Linked DNA regions of Homo sapiens: region 1 is linked to region 2. Evidence: read pairs that join two places in POLR2A ChIA-PET (ENCODE). Cell type or tissue: CD4-positive, alpha-beta T cell. All regions are shown on one strand.

Region 1 (4,000 bases), 200 kb after region 2:
TACTACACTGTGTGTTCACTGATTTCCTACCCTTTTAGGGTGATTGCCGCAGATTAGCCCTGCAGGTTGTCAGTCCGTAGGGTTAATAAGCTAGATATGGATCGTGCTAACGAGGTGCCACAGTAAAGAGAATTTAGGGGTTCTCTGGGCCAGCACCTGCTTCCCTAAACTGCAGCCCTCACTACAGGGCAGCTCCCCACCTGGCTTGTCCCCGCACTGTAGCACATCCTCAGGGCGCTGCCTCCAGAGACAGGAGGGAAGTTCTGAGGATTAAATAACGTACGTCCTGAGTGTCTGTTTCCAGGCTGGACGGCGCTGCACGAGGCCTGTAACCGGGGCTACTACGACGTCGCGAAGCAGCTGCTGGCTGCAGGTGCGGAGGTGAACACCAAGGGCCTAGATGACGACACGCCTTTGCACGACGCTGCCAACAACGGGCACTACAAGGTTGGCATCCCCCCGTTCTTCACACATCCGGCCTGTCCTGGCATCTGGGTGGTTCTGTAGCTTTGTTTCCCCGTAGCTAGCCGGTTCCATGATGTGGGGCACAGGAAAGCGAGTTTTCGCCTTGCCCACCCTCAAGGCCGAGCTGTGCCCTCTGTCTGCCCCCAGCTTTCCCCTTCTGGGTCAGCCTGGACGGCCTCTCACAGGTTTCCCAGCAAGTGCCATCTATGAAAGGCTCGTATCCGCTAGCCGTGTAGGTCTGGTTGGATTTGAGCAGGTGAAGGATTACACCAAGTGGAAGGAGGCCTGCAGGAGTTGCTGCCGGTCCCCGTCACCACTGTGGGACTGTTAGACCTGCAAGGCAGACCCACCCTCGTCTGGAATGAGGTAACACCAAGAGGTGTGGCCAGTGCACAGAACCATAGACTCAAGCTTTAGAAAGTGGCCATTGTGGCCGGCCCAGGAGCAGTGGGCACTGAGAGGTCTCAGCCTCTGTGGGGGTCGAGAGAGGTCGTGGTGTGCCTGACAGCCCCGTCCTGCCGGAAAGCAGGGGTGCTGCCTGGAGATGCGGCGGGTCTCACTGATGTCTTCATCAGAGCTCCGTGGAGAGCCCCTGGTTGCAGGCAGGACAGCAAGGCTGAGGGGTCACACGGGGCCACATCTGCTGGTGCCCGTCGTGCTCCTCTGCAGCAAGCCCAGCCTGGCCATTGCTGGAGGTCCTGGAGCCCACAGTGCCTTGGCCTTAAAGAGCTCACTTGAGAAACGGCTTGTTCCGGTGGGGTGGGGGGTGGATTGAAGACTCTGAGACGAGCAGGGAACTCAGAACACTGAGTCCCTATTTGATGTTAAAATATGACCGTTAAACTTCTGGGTAAGATAATGAATGGCACTATGGTTTATACTGTTTCTGTTTTATGGGCTCTTCCAGAGACGTGAACTGGAAAAGGCTCTGCAGTGTCTGGGATTCGCTCAGTGCTGCAGGGGAGGGCAGGTGTGAGGGGAATGGCCCTGGAGGGTGATGGGGCTGGGGCATCCGATGCAGCTTTATAGTTCTGTAATTACCACTTTTAAACTTTTTATTACGAAAAATGTCAAGGACCCTGGAATTACGGTGAGGTAGGCAGGATAATGGCCCCCAAGATGCCCGTGTTGTGACCCCCAGACCTTGTGAGTGCCTCACATGGGGAGATTGTCCTAGGTCATCTTGCAGGCCCAGGGCAGCCCCATGGGCCCTTAAAGCTTGAGAGCCTTTCCTGCTGAGTCTGAGAGATGCCAGAAGCAGGAGAGGTTAGAACCCGAGGAGGGCCGCACCTGCGCTGCTGGCCTTAGAGGAGGGCCGAGGAGTGTGGTGGCCCCTAAGCAGCTGGGACTGGGGACCTCCGTCCCAGCCCTGCAAGAAACTGAATTCTGCCAGCAGCCCCCATGATGGAGGAAAGGAAGGATCCTGCCCTGCCAGCACCTTGACCTCTGACCTCCACAATTGTAAGCCTGAGGTTTTGTGTAGTCACCATAGAAAACTCACACACATAAGAACTCTGTACTGATTCAACAATAGAACATGTCACACACGAACTGGAAACTGATTCTGTGGGCGACAAGAGTCTATAGTAAACGTTATGACAGATTCTTTGAATGCGCTAATCTCAGACTGGACTAAAGTTGGGATTAAATTTAATTTGTACTTGAGTTCAGTGCATTGCTGTTCTGGGCATAGGAAATCCAGGTTGCTGGTGATGAACAGCTGAAAAGAGCTGTGTCACCATGGTTGTCTCTGTCAGTCATGTGACCACCCTTACCCTTGTAAAATCAAGCAAGGGAGAGATTATTTTCTAATGTAAATGAAAATAAAAAATAAAGCAGCTTGCAGAAACTTGGTCTTTGTTTCCTCTATTCTGTCCCCCCAACCCTTTCCATAACACTCTTCTCCCTAACCTCTTGCCTGAGCCCTCCACGACCACTCCGGCACCACTCTGCTGAGGAGCTCACTGTTGGCGGGAGGGGAGAGCCTTCGTGAGAAGATTCCTGGGAAGTCGTCTACTTGCGGCAACGGAGAAATGGTGGAAAAAAATCCAAAGGAGGCAGAGCCCTTCTGAAGGAGAGCACAGGAGGGGTGCGGGAGCCCCCGCGGCTGCAGCCCTTCCCACAGAGGAGCCACAGCCTCGCCCACCACACCCAGAGCCTCGCCAGGCAGTCCCTGGGCGCTCGGCTCCCACACCCTCAGACCGTGAGGGGCTGCTCTCGGGTCGAACCCCAGGGTTCTCGGAAGGGGCTGCCGTGTTATGCGGAACGGTAGAGGAGTTGTGCTTCTCCAGCAGTCCCTGACGCGGGTGTTACTGTCTTGTAGGTGGTGAAGCTGCTGCTGCGGTACGGAGGGAACCCGCAGCAGAGCAACAGGAAAGGCGAGACGCCGCTGAAAGTGGCCAACTCCCCCACGATGGTGAACCTCCTGTTAGGCAAAGGCACTTACACTTCCAGCGAGGAGAGCTCGACGGGTAAGTCACGGCCACCTGAGCTGCCTGTTCTTTTATGCAGGGATGGTAGGAGCTGCCCTGTGGTGTTTGCACAGTGTTGCCCCTCTGATCAGCTCCTCCTCGGATGCTGGGGGCTTACAGGAGCTTCTGGACTGCGGGAGACCCCGCCCAGGTGTGTCACTGCCGAGAAGCCTGCAGTCTTCATTCTAAGATGCCAGCCCTGTCTGTCAGCTGAGCTCTGTCTGGTTTCCTCCTGCCTGTGGCTGGTTTCCATGAGTCGAGCAAAGTGTCTCTGCAGAGGCAGGGTGGGAACCTTCCCGCAGACACATCTGCAGAGCCTCCCTCCTCTGCCATTCTGGGGAGAGCTGTTTTGAGCCTGCCTGTGACCTCTCGCTTCCTACCTCCAACAGAGAGCTCAGAAGAGGAAGACGCACCATCCTTCGCACCTTCCAGTTCAGTCGACGGCAACAACACGGACTCCGAGTTCGAAAAAGGCCTCAAGCACAAGGCCAAGAACCCAGAGCCACAGAAGGCCACGGCCCCCGTCAAGGACGAGTATGAGTTTGATGAGGACGACGAGCAGGACAGGGTTCCTCCGGTGGACGACAAGCACCTATTGAAAAAGGACTACAGAAAAGAAACGAAATCCAATAGTTTTATCTCTATACCCAAAATGGAGGTTAAAAGTTACACTAAAAATAACACGATTGCACCAAAGAAAGCGTCCCATCGTATCCTGTCAGACACGTCGGACGAGGAGGACGCGAGTGTCACCGTGGGGACAGGAGAGAAGCTGAGACTCTCGGCACATACGATATTGCCTGGTAGTAAGACACGAGAGCCTTCTAATGCCAAGCAGCAGAAGGAAAAAAATAAAGTGAAAAAGAAGCGAAAGAAAGAAACAAAAGGCAGAGAGGTTCGCTTCGGAAAGCGGAGCGACAAGTTCTGCTCCTCGGAGTCGGAGAGCGAGTCCTCAGAGAGTGGGGAGGATGACAGGGACTCTCTGGGGAGCTCTGGCTGCCTCAAGGGGTCCCCGCTGGTGCTGAAGGACCCCTCCCTGTTCAGCTCCCTCTCTGCCTCCTCCA
Region 2 (4,000 bases):
TAGCTGGGACCACAGGCATGTGCCGCCGTGCCCAGCTAATTTATTTTACTTTTTGTAGAAACAGGGTCTTCCTGTGTTGTGTAGGCCTCAGCCTTCTGGGGTTGGCTTACCTCAGTCTCCTAAAGTGTTGGGATTATAGGCATGAGCCACTGTGCTCAGCCCCCTTTTGTTTTCATTACAAGTTTGCTTTTATAACTTAGATAAAGGTGGGAAGACAGTTTTCACAATTAAGGCAGAACAAGAGATAAAGAAACATAAAGGGAGAGTTGTCTTTGTGGGAAGAAAGTGCTTTCTGTGAAAGCACTTTTAGCAGGACTGCTGTTTTCAGGCCAGAGTAGAAGGGCCAGAAGCAGTTTTTATTCAGATTTCCTCATCGTTTCCATCAAGGTCTCAGTGACTGTAAAGGATGGGTTGAAATCAGTCTGGACTAAGTGTGGTTTGCTGCTGCTGCTTATGAGGATTAAGTGTCTCGTTTGTCCGGAGGCCCCTCTGGTCACATGTAGCTGAGCAGGTGGAGTGATATGAAAGTTTTAGCATTTTAATGAAGAAAAAATGATCTCTTTGGAGGGAAAGACAACGAAATGGAGGTGTGCCCTATTGATTTTTTTCTGTATGTTTAGGTTTTCAAAGTTTCTTTGTAAATGAAACTGTTATGTAATTGGCAAAAGTTTGCTTTTTAAAGACTAATTGTGGGTATATTTGGGAGATTGCGACTTGTTTTAGATTTTTGGGTTTACAGTAAGGGGCTAGGGTATTTGGTGGAGGGGAACTGGTTGATTGTGGTTGAAAACATTCAGATACTATTCTAGCTCTAAGAAACCTCACAGTTTTGTTTTGTTTTGAGACAGAGTCTCTGTCACCTAGGCTGGAGTGCAGTGGCACGATCTTGGGTCATAGCAACCTCTGCCTCCCGGATTCAAGTGATTCTTCTGCCTCAGCCTCCCGAGTAGCTGGGACTACAGGCCCATACCACCACTCCCAGTTAGTGTTTTTTTTTTTTTTTTTTTAAAGTAGAGATGGGGTTTCCCCATGTTGGTCAGGCTGGTCTGGAACCCCTGACCTCAGGTGATCCAGCCGTCTTGGCCTCCCAAAGTGCTGGGATTACAGGTGTGAACTACCGCGCCTAGCCAGAAACCCCACAGTGCTAAAGCTGGCTCTGTGAATAAAGGGTTAAGAGGGTTTTCAGTGTGAAAATAAAAGTAAGCCGTCCTGTCTGTATGGCTGAGATTTTTCAGGGGCCTAGAGGACCGAATCCTGTTGAGTGAAAATCCAGTCTTCTGGGCTTCCCCACACCCGCTTTCTCTCTTCCTCTTGGAGGTCAAGGTTGAGACAGCTGTCAGGGTGCTGCTGTCTCAGTTACAGCGTCCTTGTGGCTGGTGGAGGGTGAGACCTGTTTCCAGGCCTGTCCTTCGCATCTGTGCAGTGAATTATTTATTATCCTGGAAATCTGTAGGGCTCTTTTTTCCACGTGTAAAGCAACCAATGTGTACCTGTTCATTATTTGAAAATGTTGGCTTTTTCTCAACAAACCATTTTTATACCATATGAAAATTTCTTTTGTCATGGTAAAATTCAGAAGACTTTCCCCTTCATTACTTAACTCTAAAAAATGTGACTTTTAAGAATGGCTGAAATTGAAATGTTATTTGTAAATGCCTAATAACTTTATGATATCAGAGGTTATTTTTTATGTAAAATTAGCAAATAAACCTCTTTTCTTGGTGCATTGATAGTAAGTTGCCCTTCCTCGACTCCCTATGGCTCTTTTCAGACTTAGGATGCTAATGGCTTAGAATAAATTTTGGAATGCAGTATTTCCAAGTAAAGGGAAGATTGCGTAGGCTGCTTGGTTCCTGAGGTTTTACTAGAGTTAGGATTAGCTTACTGCTGCATTCATATCTGACACAATCAAAGAAGACTTTGGTTTAATTCTGGATGATGATGTAAACTTGAAATCATTATGGCTGTACTGTTTAAACTTATCTAAAATAGAGAAGGTAAGACGCAGTGAAGGACCTTATTTTTCTCTTAAGAAATCAAGCTTTGTTAGTATCCACCATGTTTCTAGATGTGGTTTTACATCTTGCAAAACAGGAAATAAAAGTAAAAAACCAAAAAAACCCCAGAGCACCACTCTTGAAAGGATTAAGTTTTTAAAAATGATTTTGACTAAGATGTCTGGCTGATTAAAGGATGTGCAGAGCACTGAATAACCTTTGCCTTTTCTGATGGTGACAAAGAAGAAATCCAGCTTTCAGGCAGCCGAAGAGCGTCTCGAGAGCTTGTAGTGTTAGTATTCCACAGCCCCACAGTTGATTCGGATTTCAAGGAATTTTTAGACTTTGTGGATTTTTTCTTCACTATAATTGTATGTTTGGCTCCTAATTTATTTAAATTACATACATAGATATTTTTGTTACTTTGAGAATAGTCTATCTGAAATTTGAAGTTCTTTAGAGCTTAATATATTAAATATGCTAACACTCAAAACATTTTCTTTCTTTTTTTTTTTTTTTGAGATGGAGTTTCCCTCTTGTTGCCCAGGCATGATCTTGGCTCACCGCAACCTCCGCCTCCCGGGTTCAGGCGATTCTCCTACCTCATCTTCCCGAGTAGCTGGGATTACAGGCACGCGCCACCACTCCTGGCTAATTTTGTATTTTTCGTAGAGACGGGGTTTCTCCGTGTTGGTCAGGCTGGTCTCAAACTCCCGACCTCAGGTGATCTGCCTGCCTTGGCCTCCCAAAGGGCTGGGATTACAGGCGTGAGCCACCATGCCCGGCCTAAACATTTTCTCACAGGCATTTTTCCCCTGACACATGCGAGAGGTATCTTTGAATTGTATCCTTTATCTTTTAGTGTGAAACTCAGAAAAGTGATGCACGCTTGCACTTACAGTTCAGGTAAAATGTTAAGCATATTCAATGAGATTTACATTCATGCTTGATTTTTCTTTGGCAAAGTCTTTAGATCTGATTCTGCTAAACTTGGGTTCTCACCAGATGACTGGCTTTTAAAAGAAGATGATGTTGAAACTGACTCTTGTAAAAAAGGACATTTAGTAGAAGCTAATGGTACGGTGAAGTTTTAGAGAGTTGAGGAGAAAATCTGTCTTAGAACTTAATCTGTGCCTTTTCCTTAATAGCTTTCTTCTAAGCCCATAAATATATTGGTTCAGGGGGATGAGTGAAGGCAAATGGAGGGTGTGGAAGGGAGACAGAGAACAGCTCTTGGGCGTTGGAGAAGTGCTGGGACTTGTGTCAGTGCTGCCCGTGTTGGTTTTCCAGCGCTGCTGTAACTAACCACCATAACCTTAGATTTATTGTTTTATAGTTCTGTTGATTAGAAGCCTAACATGATCTGCCTGGGCTAAAATCTGGGTAGGTAGGGCTGGTTCCTTCTGGAGGCTCCAGGGGAGAATCTGTGTTCTTGTCTTTTCCGTGTTCCAGAGGCTGCCTGCATTCGGCCTGTAGTGCTTTCCTCAGTCTTCAAAGCCAGCCTCATGGCATCTCTCTGACTCCTGCTGCCCACCCGCTTTTTTGGAGAGTCTCGGCTCTGTTGCCCAGGCTGGAGTGCAGTGGCACAATCAAGGCTCACTGCAGCGTCGACCTCCTGGGCTCAATCAATCCTCCCGCCTCAGCCCCCCAGCAGTGCTGGAATTACAGGCATGGAGCCACTGTGCCTGGCCCTTGTTTCACTTTTGGATCCTTGTGGTTACAAATTGGGCCCACCCGAGCACTGCGAGGTCATCTCCCTCTCTGCTGATTAGTAACCTCAGTTCCCTTTTCCACGTAACCTAAGGCATTCACAGGTTCCAGGGGTGAGCAAGCTGGAGGTTTTTCCAGTAATGTTCCCTTGCTGTCCTCAGATGCCATCCGGGATCCCACATTGCATTTAGTTGTCATGTCTCCTTAATCTCGTCTGCAACCATTTCTCAGCGTTTCCCTGTTTTTCATGACCTTGGCAGTTTTGATGAGGGCAGTCATCTTTTTTTATGTCT

What was found. ChIA-PET counts read pairs that join two places held together with the same protein. Peaks named below come from ENCODE experiments on the same cell type or tissue, not always from the same donor. Only the 100,000 strongest peaks of a DNase experiment are listed, where the experiment ranks them.
Region 1: POLR2A ChIA-PET joins it to region 2 with 6 read pairs; 5 of 35 experiments call an interaction of 5 or more read pairs at or near these places.

The regions. Positions count from the first base shown.
Region 1 is chr16:89,284,975-89,288,974 of GRCh38, reverse strand. It overlaps ANKRD11 (ankyrin repeat domain containing 11), which reads left to right. Exons shown (of 13, transcript NM_013275.6): 7 at 305-447; 8 at 2,789-2,936; 9 at 3,326-4,000. Among named protein-coding and RNA genes, the nearest start is that of ZNF778, 69 kb to the right of the region's middle. In CD4-positive, alpha-beta T cell, no CTCF peak of the experiment used is centred here; no DNase peak of the experiment used is centred here.
Region 2 is chr16:89,482,331-89,486,330 of GRCh38, reverse strand. The region is part of intron 1 of ANKRD11 (ankyrin repeat domain containing 11); the gene reads left to right. Among named protein-coding and RNA genes, the nearest start is that of ANKRD11, 6.2 kb to the left of the region's middle. In CD4-positive, alpha-beta T cell, no CTCF peak of the experiment used is centred here; DNase peaks (open chromatin) are centred at 1,240 and 2,140; H3K4me3 peaks cover 2,269 bases; H3K27ac peaks cover 3,206 bases.